Regions from separate parts of the Homo sapiens genome. Here region 1 is linked to region 2. Evidence: chromatin loops called from intact Hi-C (ENCODE). Cell type or tissue: CD4-positive, alpha-beta T cell. All regions are shown on one strand. Links, peaks and the distances in the headings refer to the core of each region. The heading gives the core; the rest is flanking DNA.

Region 1 (8,330 bases), core at 230-8,229, 85 kb before region 2:
AGGGCCAACCAGATGCACTTGCTATGAGAAACCCCAGGAGGTATAAAGGAGAAACTGAGGCTCAGGAAAGCAAAGGGGTTTACAGGAGGCCACACAGTCCATCTGTGGAAAGACAAGGTCCTCACTTCTCCCTTCTGGGCTGGCCACTCTCTGAGTCTCCGAGCCATTCTCTGCATTCGTAGCGGGGCCCTCTGCCCTCTGCCCTCCACCTGCCCTGGCCACCCCCCCCCTCCACTGTGTGTGCCAAGAACCCAGGACCCTGCTGTCCCTGGTCTGCCATGACAGGTCTCTCTGCAGGCCCACTGCCTCCTGTTCTGCATGTTCGGGCCCCACTGTCAGCCAACCCTTGCCTGGGAATCCTACCCCGATCCCACCTAACACAGCAGCTCAGAACCCCCAGTCAGTGCGTTCAGGGAATCCCTCCACCCACGGCCAGGAAAGGGCCTTGGTTTGTGTCCCTGGAATAAGACAAAGAGCTGAACAGGCTGAACAAAACTCCCGTGGATCAAATCTTAACTCTCTGTAATTCTCTTTGGTTAGTAGGGAAAGGCCCACACGGTATCTTCATCTAAAATCAAACCAGAAGAGTCCCTCTCGGTGTCCCAGGGCGCAACTTCCTGTAAGGCTAGCGAATAGGATACACCCAACCCCCAGGACGCTGGTCAAGGATGCAGGGCAAAAGGTCTACAATTACTATCATGTTCTATTCACTCTGAGCACAGAAGGCTCTGGCAAAGCAGCTAATTAGAAGCACGGGGCTTTATCTGTAAGGGACATTCCATCGGTGTTTAAACGATGCTGGGCTGGAGTTGGAGACTGGACACTGGTTGCTTAGTATTTCCTGTAGGGAGAAGGAAGCAGAATAATTGTTTTGAGGAAAAATAATCACCTGGGGACTCTGCATGCCCAGGAAGTCTGACAAGACCAAGTAGGAGCGAACACACAAAAGCTGCCTGGACTGCTTCTTTCTCATGTGAGCTTCTGCCAGGTCTCTGGGGTCTCAGATCAGAGATCAAGGTCTCTTCTGGAGGACTTTGGAGAAGAAAGGAATGTGAGACTCTCGGAAGGAAGAGCACGACCTTGACCTCAGAAAGTCCTCACTCAACCCCCAGTGACCCCCGAGATGAAGGCCCTGCCTTTCCCAGGCACCTTTGGACTAGAGGCTCCGACAGCGTGCACTTACCCGAGCCCGGCAGAACCAGCCTCTTGCAGAACCAGGTGCAAGGTACAAGCAAGGAGAGAAGGAGACAGAAAGAGGATTTAAAACTTTGCTCATAGATATTCTTCCAGTGCTGTTGAATACGGCTCCTTTGTTTGTTTCGACAATGGATCTTATCTTTTGGTGAAGGCTGTGTTCAGGACTATTATTACCCTATATGAAAGGCTTGCCGGCTTTCTTCCCACTTGTTCAGCGGCACCGGAGTGGCAGAGCAAATTTAATCGAAGAACCAGCTCCTGGGAGAGTCTTCCGAGACTCTCCCCTTCCTCCTAATGCTGTTATCTCCCCTTCCTTGTGTTGGGGAAGCATAAAAATCACAAAAAAGTCATTCTGAGTATATTCTTCCCGATAATTATTGTCAGGCTCAGAGATAAGTGCCCTACGTGATGTAACGTGTGTTAGGCAGACCCCCGAATGCAAATCCTGCTTCGGTGGCCGCCAGACAATGCTCTCCCCCACATCGCTGGGGCCTCCGCATTTTGCCACAGACAAGAGAGCGCTTTGATTTTTTGTGTTTTGATAAGGCGCAATCTGGGGGCCTTTATCTCCACTGTTATATTTAAAGATGACATTCTGGCCCTGCCGTCTTACCTATTGTTTTGACCCTGATTATCTCCGAATGTTGTTGTTTAGTCAACCACCAGCCTCTATCTTCTCAGCATTCACCAGCTTAATGAAAGGCCTGCTCCCAATTTAAGGAAAATTATTTAAATGCAGAGTATCCTATACACCATGGTTTCCAAAAGAACTAGGTGGTTAATCAAAAGTTAATTGTATAATTCTCATGCAGATTAGGGCCTCTCGCAAATGAATCCCAGGTTGTGATTATTAAAAAAAAAAGGGAGAGTGTGGAGCAATGCACAGAGGCCCACAGTCTGGTAAACAATCAGCCCCGGTTTAATTTGTGGTAAACAAAGTGATGATACACTAGGGGTCTCCAAAGGAGAAAAAAAGGTGAAAATAAATTAAAGCACAACATACAGATATGATCTTTTTGTTTGAGGCCATCTTTCAAAAACATTAGCTAAATGAATAAAAGGCAACCCATTAATATTTACCGGAAGCCGGGAACTGTACAAAGACCCGCAAGTCCATAATTATACTGCAATTTTAGGTGGGGGCCTGGGCAGCAGGTGGCCACTCTCCTCCACCACAGTGGCTTCCACTGCTGCCCCCTCCGCGGAAAGTGAGATAATGTCCACGTCCCTCCTCGAGGTCTAGGGGCAGCACACCTGACTACCTTGCTTTGTCTTCCAAGTGAATGTCAAACCTGCCCTGCCTGGGGGATGGTTGGTGGTGAATAGTCTGCATCCGATCAGAAATTGGCAGCCAGTCCCCACTGCAGGCTCCTAGAAGAGGTGGGGGGTGTTTGCAGGGGGCGAAGATCTGCTGGAATGTGGAGAAAGAAGGGGCCTGAGAAGCTTCTTCCTTGGTCCTCATGGAGCATGGAGCCAAGGCTCTGCCTAGCAGGGGTGACCGCAGCCTCGCCCGCATTTCTAGCAGAATGAACACAGTTCCAACGGCCTCCACCCCTAGGGAAGACACGAGTCTGATCATCTCTCTGTTGAGTTACGTGGGGTGGGGACAAGTCTCTGGACAGGTAGAACCACCAGCCTCTGGGCAATGGGAAGCGTTCCGGGCCCTGCATCCTTCTCCTCAGGTGCTTTCATATAGCAGGGATTCCATGACAGAATCCTGGGACAGGTTGGAAGTATTTTTGCCAAGATAAGTTGTGGAAATCAGCTGTGGGGCTGCACATTCTGGCAGCTCTCCTGACATGCTGCATTAATGCGTAAGTTTCCTTGCTCCCAGATTCCAGGCTGAATTTTAAAAGAATGAAATAAGTCTTCCCACTCTCCAACCGAACAACTCTGTCCCTGCTTGGAGGAAACAACACTGAAGACCGTGAATAGAGAGAAGGGTCACTCTGGCTAGCTCATTCTGTGACCCTCCCAGGAAGGGCTCCTAGTCTGCCCCATCCACCCACCGCCCGGTGGGGCCAATCCCAGAGCCGTCACTCCCAAGGCAGCAGCCTTCCATTCCTCTTATTTCCACCACTGCACGGAAAGGAGGCCAAGATCTAACCAATTCCTGGGAAGCTGCGCTGGTGTCTCCACAGCCGACACACAGCCTCCTTCTCAGGCAGTGGCTGCGTTTTCTTTCCCCGTTTGTTGTGCCTGTCTCCTGGGGCACCATAACTAAGTCCCACAAACTGGGTGGCTTAAAACAGAAATTCATTGTCTCACAGCTTAGGAGATAGAAGTCCAAAACCAAGGCGTCAGCAGGGCCTTGCTTCCTCTGAGGCCTCTAGGAGAGGACGCTTCCTGCCTCTTCCAGCTCCTGGTGGCACCAGGAGCTCCCTGTCTTGTGGCCACACGACTCCAGTCTCTTCCTCCACCGTCACACAGCGTTCTCCCTGTGTGTCTCTGTGTCTTTGCAGGGCTGTCTTTTTATCAGGGCACCAGCCATTGGGTTAAGGACCCAGGGACCCACTCTACTCCCGTATGACCTCATCGTAACTAATTAAATTTGCAAACAACCTGCTCAAAACAAGGTCCCGTTCTGAGGTGCTGGCTTAGGACTCGGACATATCTTTAGAGGGGTGGGAGGGGAGATGCAATTCAACCCACAGCAAAGCAGTGGGGCTCTGGCTTGAATGCAGCCTCTGTCATGAGCGACCTGATTCCACCTCGCACCCTCCACTGATGTGAGCCATCTCTCCCTGGATGCTAGTTACAGCCTCAAAGAACGCCCCTTGGGGCTGCAGACAGAACTCCGCCCTCATGGAAGAAGCTGCCGGCAAGTGCTGGGCAGAGGGACTAGCTGGGAGGAAATGAAAGCAATTCCTCCAAGATGCTGTCCTCGGGGAGCAGCCTGGCCACCCTGCCTGAAATTGCTGCCGCTGACACCTGCAAGCAAGAAGCTCCTCCGGCCGGGGCTGGCTCCGCCCACTTCTCAGGCCCCGCTGGGCCTCCCGCGGCCGCAGACGCGCGCCCTCTGGCGGCCCCGTCTGGACGCACACGGCCTTGTCCATAGCCCGGGCTAGATGAACTCCCAGCCCCGCCGGCTGGTGACACAGGTGGCACCTCTGCCATCGTGGAAAACCTGCAAACTGACTTTTCAAACTAGCCACCCCGTCCCTCTCAGGCAATACCAAACAGCTGGTAATTCATGCAGAGCAAACTACCACGTCTTAATAACGGAGAAGAGCCCCGGCTCCTAAACGGGACTGTGGAAGGCCGACTCCCTGGGCCGCAGCAGCAGAATTTTATTTCTCAGGACTTTCATGGGCTCTCAATCAGGCCACCGCAGCCACCTCATACATCTTAATAAACCTTACATCAGAGAGAAAGCTTTGAAACGAAATTGTCCAGTAATACGCACTTTCCAATCGAAACACATGGGAGTCTTTAAATATTTACCGCACATAAATAAAGCATGCTATGTAGCTGGCGCTTCTTAGCACCTACGCATGCCACGTATCAATGGACGCTGGATGTCAATATTGATGTATAAATAATAATATTAAGCACAGAAATACACCGCGCCGGGAGAGGTCTAATCGCACTGTCCCCTGGAAATAAACGTTTCTCAGGGCTGTTTCTGAAGGTGGGATATTTGTCTCCCTCCTCACTTGACCCTGAGGGGATGGAGGGCAAGGTGGAGAATGCCCTGAGCAGACACCGGTGCACCGCAGTGCACAGCCAGGGGTGCCACTCCTCCACCTCCGGAGAGACCGGGCGAGGCATCCGCAACCGCGTCAGAGCCTGGCAGCGGCCTGGCAGCATCCCCTGCCCTGGGCCTCGCTAAGGTTCCATGAGGGGTGCGTGGAGCTGGAGAAGAAAGGTGCGAATTCTGCGCTTCCCCGAGGTAGCCCCGGGCGAGCAGGGGGCCAGCTCCAGAGCCTCGGGCCACTGCGCCATTCCTCCCCCTGCGGGAGCTGCTGCTCCAAGGCTGTCCCTGCTGCTCCCGGGGGAAAGGGCAGGGCCGCCGCGGTGGGCGCTGAGCAGGTGGGCTCCAGTCGCCCCTGACTCCCAGGCTGCGCTCCCTGCCAGGCCCGGAGGATGCGCCCGGGGGAGGCGCCCTGGAGGCCGCGCGGGCACCGGAAGCCTGGGGGTGGGCCCCACCCGCGGACAGGTCCTGCTCTTCAGGCTGAGAGTGTGGGCATCACCCGCGAAGACGCCCCGTGGGACAGCAGGGGCGCTGTTCACCCCACCTGTGGGATCGCAGCGGGGGTTGGAGGGAAGGGGGCGTCAGAGATCCCCGGGGCCCCAGGGGTGCCCGGGGCCCCGCGGGAACGCGCAACGCGGCGGGGCGGAGGTGGGGCGTGGCCGGGACAGGCAGGGGCCGCAGGAACTCGCCCCTTCCTCAGCAGTTTAGCCCGCGGAGAAGCGGCACCGCGCCCCCCACTGACGAGGAAACGGGGGCGCCTAAAGGCCCCGGGGTGCTCGCAGAGAAGCGCAGCGCTCCGCTCCCCGGGCCGCGCGGCCCAACCTCCGGAGGGACTGCCCGGGACGTGGACGTGGAGTCTCGCGGCCGCCCCTGGCCCGCGGCCACCCTCCCTGTGTGCTTGAGAAACGGAACCCAGAGGCCTGGCCCGCTCTAGTGGGAGCAGAGACGCCACCCGCGGGCGAGCGGAAGCCTCCCGTGTCCGTGTCCCCGTCCCCTCCCCGTCCCCGTCCCGTCCCCTCCCCGTCCCCGTCCCGTCCCCGCCCCGCCCGGGAAGGCGCGCTCGCCCTCTGGCGGCCGGCCCTGGAAGGGACGCCGTCCGCGGCCGGACTCCACTCCCGTCCATCAAACCAACAAGGTCAAATGCAATCTATTTGTAAAGGCCGCCTCTGATTACTGTGGCAACTGGAGACATCACTGAACCCAAAGTGTGATTAAGCTGCTCCTTGTTCCATATTAATTTGGGAAGGAAAACAGCTTCATTCTCGCTTTTCCACACTCCCTCCTCTGTGCAGGGCATGCCCTCGCTGGCGGGGCTTCCAAGCCCAGGCTCTCCTCCCACGCGGGCCCTGCGGGCTTCCGCAGGCAGCACGGGACAGGGCCGCAGACTCTCAGGCAGCCTGTGGTATGATGAACTGGTCTGCAAGCAAAGAGCCCACCTCCTCAATATTCGTGGGCACTTCCCTTTGAGGGAAGGTCCTGGGGCCGGGCTGCAGTTTCAGGCCCAGCGCAGCAGTCTGCTCCCCCAGGAGCTTGCGCAAAGCCCTTCAGCCCTGTGCCCTATTTCCTCAATGCAGAAGGACATAGAGCCCCACGGGACTATGTGAGAATTAAATGGGAGAATCCATGAAAGGCACTCTTTAAAAATAAACTTAAGGCCAGGCGCGGTGGCTCACACTTGTAATCCCAGCACTTTGGGAGGCCGAGGCGGGCAGATCAAGAGGTCAGGAGATCAAGACCATCCTGGCTAACACCGTAAAACCCCGTCTCTACTAAAAATACAAAAAATTAGCCGGGCGTGGTGGCGGGCGCCTGTAGTCCCAGCTACTCGGGAGGCTGAGGCAGGAGAATGGCGTGAACCCAGGAGGCGGAGCTTACAGTGAGCCGAGATCGCGCCACTGCATTCCAGCGACAGAGCGAGACTCTGTCTCAAAATAAATAAATTTAAAGTTTTTACTTAGAATGGTTTTATAGAAAAGTTGCAGGTAGTACAGAGGTTATCCTTCCCGTTGCCGACATCTTACATGAGTGTGGCACACCCCGCACCACCAGTGAGCCAATATTGATACACTATTATCAGCTGAAGCCCTTCGTTTATTCCCATTTTTTTTTTTTCATTTTTAACTAACGTCCTTTTCCTGCTCCAGGATCCCAGATCACATCTGGTCCTCCTGTTTCCCTAGGCTCTTCTTGGTGATGTCTTCTCTGACTTCCCTTGTTTTTAGTGACCTTGGCAGTTTTGAGGAGTACTAGTCAGCTGTTTTGTAGAATGTCTGTCAACTTGGGTTGGTTTTTCTGACGTTTTTCTGATGATTAGATTGGGGTTAAGGGGCTTGGGGTTCCGTTCACACGATATCATATCAACAGTGCATACTCTCAGCATGTCCACAGCATAGATCATTGTTGACCCTGATCGCCTGGTTGAGATAGTGTTTGTCAGGTTTCTCCGATGTAAAGTGACTCTTTTTCCCTCTTTCCAGGCTGTCCTCTCTGGAAGGAAGTCATTCTGCACAGCCCACACTTACTCAGCTGGGAGTTAGGCGGCACCTCCTGGAGGGTGGAGTGTCTACGTAGATTATTTAGAATTCTTCTGCAGGCAAGATGTGCCTTTCCTCCTCCATTTATTTAATCAGCCATCTATATCAGCATGGACTCATGGGTATTTGTTTTACACTTTAAGTCTTAATTCGGTGCTTTTTTTTATTGACTTGTTCTTAGCTTTGGCCATTGGGAGGTCTTTCAGTTCCTTCCTGTGTTCCTTTAACATAGCCTTAGCATTCTGCTTTTTGAGCACTGACTTCCTTCCTGGCACTACCAGATCCTCCAGGCTCGTCTTGTATATTTCCTGCCCCAGTCCCAGAATTGCCCATTGCTGTAAGCAACTCTGTTTCCCTTTATTGGAAAACGGTATTATAAACCAAGCTCTGGACACAGAGCATACTTGTTGCAATTGGGGGTCATTGCTTCAAGAGGGACTTTTAAAAATCTAGCACACACTAACTGCTCAATAATTGTTGGTTATCAATATTATTAGTACATAGTAGACATTGTACTAAGGGCAGGGGATGTAACTAGCATGTGGAATCAGTCCTCACTGTACTCACAGCCTGGGGGCAAATATGCACTTGTGAAAAACTCTGCTGCACTGTGAGAAGGGCTTTGATGGATACCCAAGGTGTTCAGGGGCACAATAAAGCGGCATTAGAAATGCCACAGAGGACCATGGATGTAAATTATCCTCCGCTGGACTGTTACATGAAAGAAGCAAGCTAAACAATAACATGAATTGTATGATCCCAACTTTGTCATATAAATGAGTGTGTGTGTGTGTGTGTGTGTGTGTGTGTGTGCATTCCAGGAGGTAATTTTTATTTCTAGTATTGTATAGTATGTGGAAGTAACTGGTATAGTTGCCGTGATATGCACTATCCTTACCTCTGAG
Region 2 (8,330 bases), core at 315-8,314:
CGCCTGTAGTCCCAGCTACTTGGGAGGCTGAGGCAGGAGAATGGCGGGAACCCGGGAGGCGGAGCTTGCAGTGAGCCGAGATCCCGCCACTGCACTCCAGCCTGGGCGACAGAGCGAGACTCCGTCTCAAAAAAAAAAAAAAAAAAAAAGGAAGAACTAGTCAAAATTGCTAATAAGGCCGGGTGCGGTGGCTCATGTCTGTAATCCCAGCACTTTGGGAGGCTGAGGCAGGCCGATCACCTAAGGTCAGGATTTTGAGACCAGCCTGATCAATAGGATGAAACCCCATCTCTACCCAAAATACAAAAATTAGCTGGGCGTGGTGGCATATGCCTATAGTCCCAGTGACTCGGGAGGGTGAGGCAGGAGAATTGCTTGAACCCAGGAGGTGGAGGTTGCAGTGAGCCGAGATCATGCCCATTGCACTCCAGCCTAGGCAACAGAGCGAGACTCCATCTCAACAACAACAAACAACAACAATAACAGCAAAAACTGCTAATAAAAATTTTAACGAGAATATTTCAGGAAGTGAATGAGTTGTGTTCATCTTCAAATGTGTGAAAAATTATTCAGTGAAAAGATGGGCAGCTTAGTCTTATGTTGCTCTAGACACTATCATCAGGAGCATTGGGTACAAATAGGAAAACAATCAGAGCAGTACATACAGGGAATGTGTATTCTGCAGTCAACATAATTGTTGGAGTTGTTAGAGAGGTTACTAGTGTGTGGAGAGAAGTATGACGAAAGTCCAGTCATGAAGAGTTTTGTTTTGTTTTAGCAGAGATGACTAAGTGATAAGAAATTCATTTGATGCCTGTGTAATGGGGCATTTTGCTATAATGTAAGCTGTTATAATCAGACTTTTCTTGTTCATAGATTGGCAAAGCATCATATTGGATATCTTAGATTACTGACATCTTAAAAAATTAATCAGCCTAATATTTTTAAATGCATTTCTTTTTGAGTTTACTTTTAGTTGAATTTTGAGATTTGTTTCAATCATTATTGGAATTTTGTAGATGTCTTCTGATTTCCCTAGGGAATGCCTTTGTGTCCAAGAACAAGAAACATAACCAATAAAGAACAATACATCCGTAGTTTTCCTATATTAGTAGAAACTATTTAAAGGAGATGAAAATGGAAAGAAGATCATGAAAAAAATAAAACTCCAAAAATGGAGCTACAAAACCGACTTGTAGGTCCAAGATCAATGAAAGTAGAATACGGAAGTCTGGAAGGAACTATACATTGTCCCTGACTTACGTAACAGAGAAGAAAGTTGGGAAGAAAAGTGTGGGCAACCTCCCCACAAGAGACCAGATTAAAAGCCAGGAAGAAGTCTGGGCACGGTGGTTCACGCCTGTAAACCCAGCACTTTGGGAGGCCGAGGCGGACGGATTGCTTGAGGTCAGGCGTTCGAGACCAGCTGGCCAACATGTGAAAACCTGATTCTACTAAAATTACTATATATATATATATATATATAGTAATATATATACTAATTATATATAGTATATATACTCTATATATAATTGTTATATATAGTATATATACTATATATAATTACTATATATACAGTATACTATATATATACACACATACTATATACTATATATAGAGACAGTATACTATATATATACACACATATATATACATATATACATATATATAGCGACAGTATACTATATATATACACACACACACACACACACATACATATATATACACACACACATAATATATATATATATATAAACTGTGCGTGGTGGCTCACACCTGTAGTCCTAGCTACTCAGGGGGCCGAGGCAGGAGAATTGCTTGAACTCAGGAGCCAGAGGTTGCAGTGAGCCAAGACTGTGCCACTGCACTCCAGCCTGGGTGACAGAGTGAGACTCAGTCTCAAAAAAAAAAAAGTGAAACCCCATCTCCACTAAAAATACAAAAAAAAAAAATAGCTGGGCTTAGCAGCAGACACCTGTAATCCCAGCTACTTGGGAGGCTGAGGCAGGAGAATCGCTTGAACCTGGGAGGCGGAGGTTGCAGTAAGCAGAGATTGCACCACTGCACTCCAGCCCGGGGGACAGAGTGAGACTTCATCTCAAAAAAGAAAAACAACAACAGCAACAACAGAAAAGAAGTAACTCAAAATGTTTCAAAGAAGTAACTCAAAATGTTTTTCTTTCTTTCTTCCTTTTTCTTCTCTCTTTCTTTCTTTTTCTCCTCTCTTTTTCTTCTCTCTCTCTTTCTTTCTTTCTTTTTCTTTCTTTCTTTCCTTCGTTCTTTCTTTCTGTCTCTCTCTCTTTTCTATTTTTTTTTTTTGATGGAGTCTCGCTCTGTTGCCCAGGCTGAAGCGCAGTGGCGTGACCTTGGCTTACTGCAACCACTGCCTCCCGGGTTCAAGTGATTCTCCTGCCTCAGCCTTCCGAGTAGCTGGGACTACAGGCGTGTGCCACTACACCCGACTAATTTTTGTATTTTTAGTAGAGATGGGGTTTCACCATATTGGTCAGTCTGGTCTTGAATTCCTGACCTCATGATCCACCCACCTTGGCCTCCCAAAGTGCTGGGATTACAAGCATGAGCCCCTGCGCCTGGCCTAGCACCTTCTAGTTCTAATTAGGCTGCATCCATGAGGGTGGAAGAACTGTCTCTGGAAACAAGCAGTAATTAGGATGAGAAAAGTTGTGTTTTATGGGGTTATGCAGTGGTGGGCTTTGTTTGATCGTTTAATGGGGGAAAACATGGAAACTCATGCCCCCTAAAACGTTTATATAATAGTATCCCCGCACTGAATTTTTCTACGTCAGACTTGGCCCATACAATTTAGAGTTGCTGTCCTGTGCTTTTATGTTGCTTTCCCAGTTTCTCTATTTCCATCAGCAGCTGATATCTTTGTAGTTGCTCTAGAGCAGAGGGCTCAGTCTTTTCAATCTTGTGGTCCCTTTACACTCTTAAGAATTATTGAGAACCACCAGGAATTTTTGTTAATGTGGATGGGTTATATCTAGCTATATTTATATATTTTAAGTTAAGGCTAAGGAATTTAAAAATATTCATTTATTGATTCATTTTAAGATAGTGATGCACCTATTTCATGCTAACACCAATAACTTATTTTTATGGAAAAAAAACAACAAAATGAAAACAGCGCTTTAGTTCACATTTTTGCAAATCTCTGTAATACCTGGTTGAAACGGAGACAGTGGGAGTCTCCTCACTGCTTCTGCATTTGCAGAACCACACCCCACACTCTTGGGAGCATGAGAATGAGAAGGGCAAGTAACACAGAGGGTCATTAGATAAATGGTTTTGACCTTATGGACTCTCTGAAAGGAATAGGAAGTCCTCAGGGGTCCCCTGCATCGAGGCCTCCCTGATCAAGGGAGCCAAGCTCCAAGGGTTGCTGGGGAGCTGGAGGAGGTGAGATGGGGCAGAGAGGCCGTTGTCACCAAAAGCGTGTTTAGGCTCCATTCACTTCACCCCAGGTGGCCTACTGAGCCCACATGGCCACCAGCGCAACTGAAGCAGACCCCGATAGAATCCTGTGTAGAATTATTTTAGGATTCACCCATCTTGGCATGCACAAGCCATTTCAATTGAAGAATGTTTTCTAATAACAAAACATTGTAAACCTAAGTATGTGGCAATAGTAATGATTAAGTAAATTATGGTTTCCCGAAGCCCAGTGCTCTGCAGCCATCAGAGAGTAAAAGCGAGAATGTGTTCAGTGGAGATAGCCTCAGGATATTTAAAAGCAGAGAGCACAAAGTATAGAATCGTGTTGTGTATGTTATGACCTTTTTTTCTGTGCTTTTGAAAAAGAGAATACACGTATAGCAGGAAAAGACACACCAAACTACTTTATATAATTGGTTGTTTTTGTGTTTGGTAAGATGTATGCACTGAAGAGGAAGGTTTCGATTTTTTTTTTTTTTTTTTTTTTTTTTTTGAGACAGGGCTTTGCTCTGTCGCCCAGGCTGGAGTGCAGTGGCGCGATCTCAGCTCACTGCAGCCTCGACCGCCCCGGCTCAAGCGATCCTCCCACCTCAGCTGTCCCAGTAGCTAGAACTACAGGGGCGCCACCACGCCTGGCGAATTTTTTGTAGAGATGGGTTCTCTCCAGGTGGCCCAGGCTGGTTCTGAACTCCCGGGCTCAAGGGATCTTCCTGCTTCAGCTTCCCAAAGTGCGGGGATTACCGGCGTGAGCCACCGCGTCCCGCCTGTTTTTAATTTTTAGCAGTTTTAAATCTTCTGGCAATGAGTAATGTTATAGTGTCCCAGATGTTTGGTCCTTTAAGAAAAGGATAGCAGGACGGGTTATCTCGGTGGGAGCGTGTTCCACCTCTGCCCTCCGCCAGCCGCCCTCGCCGGGGATGCACCCAGGTATTTTCCTCCGGATGCGTGAGTGGCTCGCCCGCGGACACGCCAGCCCCGCCCCGCGAGCCCGGTTTCCCCGCCCCCTCCCCGCCCACGCCCTGCGCTCCCTTCCTATTGGTCCCATGCCGCGCTTTCCCGTTCAATCGCAGCGCTTAGCGCCAGAATTTGAATCTTCGTTTTCGTTTGAATTGGGCGGGCGCGCCGGGCTGGAAGAAGGAAGTGGAGGGCTGACGCTGCGGGCGGGCGGGCGGGCGGGAGGACTCGACTCGGTGGGAGCCGCTAGAGCCGGGCGCCCGGGGACGTAGCCTGTAGGGCCACCGGGTCCCCGTCAGAGGCGGCGGCGGGAGCAGCGGGGACTGCAGGCCGGGGTGCAGCGAACGCGACCCCGCGGGCTGCGGCCCGGTGTGTGCGGAGCGTGGCGGGCGCAGCTTACCGGGCGGAGGTGAGCGCGGCGCCGGCTCCTCCTGCGGCGGACTTTGGGTGCGACTTGACGAGCGGTGGTTCGACAAGTGGCCTTGCGGGCCGGATCGTCCCAGGTGAGCTGCGGCCGGGACTCCTGGGAGCTGTCCGGGGTCGAGGGCTGAGCCGCGGGGACCCCCCGAGCTCTGCGGGGACGGGCAGGGGACAGACGCGCGGCCTGGGCCCGACTCCTCCTGGGCTCTGGCGAGGGCGTCTCGGTGGAAGCTCCCAGGAGGCGCAGGCGCTGGCGACAACACCCCAGCTGCCGGACTTTGGGGCGCCGGGGGCTGCGGTCGGATCGTCCTGGGGTCCCCGCTAGCTAGCTGCGGTGTGCGCTTCTGTGGCCGGGGATAGGTGAATTGGGCACGGGGCCCTTCTTAGCTCCTTTGCTATCAGAGTAACTCGCACCTCTTTTGCAGTGGAAGAGTTGTAAATTTGCTTCTGGCCTTCCCCTACGGATTATACCTGGCCTTCCCCTACGGATTATACTCAACTTACTGTTTAGAAAATGTGGCCCACGAGACGCCTGGTTACTATCAAAAGGAGCGGGGTCGACGGTCCCCACTTTCCCCTGAGCCTCAGCACCTGCTTGTTTGGAAGGTGAGCCCCGCGGGCGCGCGCGGACGTTTTAGCTGAGAAAGAGGAAAATACCTTAGTCACAGAATAAAGTCCAGAAACGCGCTCTAGGATTGGGTCCTGCCGTCACTTTTCCTTGGTGCTTCTCCCATTCGTTACTAAGTTGACATAGTTGTGTTTTTTTGTTTTGTAAGTATAAATTTGATGCTAGTTTGTATGTTTAAGTGGTTTTAAAAATCAAGCCAATTAAAAAAATCGATTTGCTAATGTTGCGGTAAAGAAAGATGTAGATGATCTTCATATGTCACTGGCTGCAGGCAGGCGTCTGAAGACACTGTGCGCCCCCGGGTGCCTCCACAGTGGGCATCCCTGGCCACTGGGGACACAGAGAATGAAGGAAGGAAGCCATACACTTGTCTCTTGGCTCCTTGTGGCAATAGGAAAATGGGACAGAAAGTCTTCCTGCCTGGAATTCGAGAACGTTTCCTCTTATATTGCTGTCCTGTTTGGTGGTGGTAATAACCCTGTCCCTGTATAACAGGTATAGTTGCTGACAGTGCCCCATCAGCCTCTGACATGTGTCCCACTAGAGGCCTGAGAAGGGGGGTCATTTCCCGTGTGGTCATTTCCCAGACCACACGGGATTCAGGCCTCACCCTGTCCTCCCAACCCCATCCCGGCCTCACCCTGTCCTCCCAACCCCATCCCCTACCTTGTTCCTCCCGCCTAAGGCATTCCAAGCCTTTGTTCACCTTGGTACTTCTTACACACTTGGAAGTTTACAATGGGAAAGTTCTCCCCTTCCTCAAGCTTGTGTGATTTCCATCATTCAGGCATCAGGTGAAATGTCACCTCTGAGGAAGCCTTGCATGAAAACTTGTATTTCCAACCCCACAGCTTCAGGGGTGAGTTGTGGGTTTGTCTCCCACTAGGCTGAGCTCCCCAAAGGCAAAGACTGTCTTGTTACTAATCACGTGTGTAGGGCCAGGGATGGTGTCTGGCATAGGGGGTGTGATCAATACCTAGCATTCTGGCAAGGGTCAGTAGAAACATGGGCTGGAGCCATGGATTTGCAATCTCTTGAGAACAGTGGTTCTCACAGGAGGGTCATCTAACCTTCCAGGATTCATTTGAATTTCCATGTCACAATATAGGACAGGGGCATGCGCTGTCATCGCGGAGGAGAGGTCAGGGTGGGCATCCTACCAGGCTCAGGGCAGCCCCCACAATACAGAAGCATCTGGCCCAAGATGTCAACAGTGCCAAAGCTCAGAAACACCCATCTATAGTCGTCCTCCTGCCAAACAAATTCTCAGTTGTAAGGGATAGTCTTTCCTTTGCTCTGATGTCCTGTTACCTTAAAATCAAATTATTTTATTGGGGTTAAGGAAGCTTTTCACTTTCCATAGATACCTTTCTCTTGAAAAGGAAAAATATAAACATTTCATCTCCAGTGGCAGTCCTTTTGCTTTTTTATACAGTACTCCTTGAATATATCTTCATGCAAGATTTTATAATTTAGAAATAATTCCTAAGTGTTTGGTCACATGACCTGGGTAGGAAGAGAGATTCTTAGACTCCAAAGGTTCAGATGGAGAACAGACAGGCCATTGCATAGTTTATTCAAATTTTTAAGATCACAGGCTAGAACAGGAACACTGAAGACTCCAAGAACCTACTAACAAACTCTTCTGATTATTAGTTTGTATAGGTTTAGGAATTGTCTCTTCTGCTACTTTGCCATGGTGTTAGCTTTCTGTGGAAAAACAAGTTGAATTTAGATTTTTTTTTTGTGTCGCTTGCAAATTAGTATTTTTATTGTTTAGAGACTTGAATCTGTCAGTAAATTCAGTGTAGTTTTAAAACAACAATGAAAAGCTTACCCATAATGAGCATTTACTATGTGCTAGGCAAATTAGTGACATGTACAACCATTTAATTGAACATCACATGATGTAGGTTCTAATGTAATTTCTTTATTGTATATGAAGAAACTGATGCACAGAAGTGCTAGCATCAAATAAGCACATTTGGGGATGATTAAACCTCTAAACATATTTAACATTACAAACAAACGTTTTTGAAAAAGCACAGAGTATTAAAAATAGTCATTATCCAAAATTGATGTAAGTATTCCTTTGTGTCTTTTAAGTATAGCTTTTCATATAAAAGGTAATTCGATTTGTGTTCTAGTGTTTTCCCTTGTTTTTACATACTCTCTGTTTTAAAGATCTAATAGTTACATGTTTAATACTTCCAAAAGTTCTTTGCAAAATGCAAGATCGTTTACATTGCCCATTTTGTTTGTTACTCCTTTATGTCATATTTACAGATCAAACATTCTAGTCAAATTGTGTTTTATTTTGGGAAATTGAGGTAATCTTTTAAAAAGTTGCAGCAACCAAAAAAACCTTCTTCTTTTGCATGAAGGGGTATTGAATGTGACATCCGTATCCAGCTTCCTGTTGTGTCAAAACAACATTGCAAAATTGAAATCCATGAGCAGGAGGTGAGTGGGTTTTTTGAAGATCTACTTTTAAAGCTTTTTAGTTCACTTTTAATCTGTTCATTAGTTACATATTTCCCCTTCTTTTCACTTGCAGGCAATATTACATAATTTCAGTTCCACAAATCCAACACAAGTAAATGGGTCTGTTATTGATGAGCCTGTACGGCTAAAACATGGAGATGTAATAACTATTATTGATCGTTCCTTCAGGTAGGTAAAAGCTGATTGGTCTAACAGTAAATGTCATCTTCTGATTAACCATAAACTAGTGTCAAAGTCAACTGTCATTCTTCTTTAATGTTCATGGATGTCAAAGTATTTCAGGTTTTCATTCTCAACACTAATCTTAATTTAAAAGGATATGGATCTAGGAAGATGACTAATTGGGACAAAATGTGATGGAATTCAA

What was found. Hi-C counts contacts between places; a loop is a spot of excess contacts. Peaks named below come from ENCODE experiments on the same cell type or tissue, not always from the same donor. Only the 100,000 strongest peaks of a DNase experiment are listed, where the experiment ranks them.
Region 1: a loop joins it to region 2, with 12 times the contacts of the local background. A loop is called at or near these places in 9 of 110 quality-filtered maps.

The regions. Positions count from the first base shown.
Region 1 is chr10:128,207,974-128,216,303 of GRCh38, reverse strand. No RefSeq gene overlaps it. Among named protein-coding and RNA genes, the nearest start is that of LINC01163, 74 kb to the left of the region's middle. RefSeq lists silencers at 4,137-4,286, 5,616-5,775, 5,866-6,055 and an enhancer at 6,255-6,816. In CD4-positive, alpha-beta T cell, for the core only: CTCF peaks have their summits at 4,225 (motif pointing left), 5,608 (motif pointing left), 5,807, 6,010 and 1 weaker place; DNase peaks (open chromatin) are centred at 4,193, 5,443 and 5,883; H3K4me3 peaks cover 2,022 bases; H3K27ac peaks cover 338 bases.
Region 2 is chr10:128,122,682-128,131,011 of GRCh38, reverse strand. It overlaps MKI67 (marker of proliferation Ki-67), which reads left to right and starts at 4,589. Exons shown (of 15, transcript NM_002417.5): 1 at 4,589-4,913; 2 at 5,256-5,436; 3 at 7,843-7,921; 4 at 8,016-8,131. The coding sequence starts at 5,345. RefSeq lists an enhancer at 4,100-4,329 and a silencer at 4,440-4,809. In CD4-positive, alpha-beta T cell, for the core only: no CTCF peak of the experiment used is centred there; a DNase peak (open chromatin) is centred at 4,411; H3K4me3 peaks cover 2,261 bases; H3K27me3 peaks cover 1,570 bases.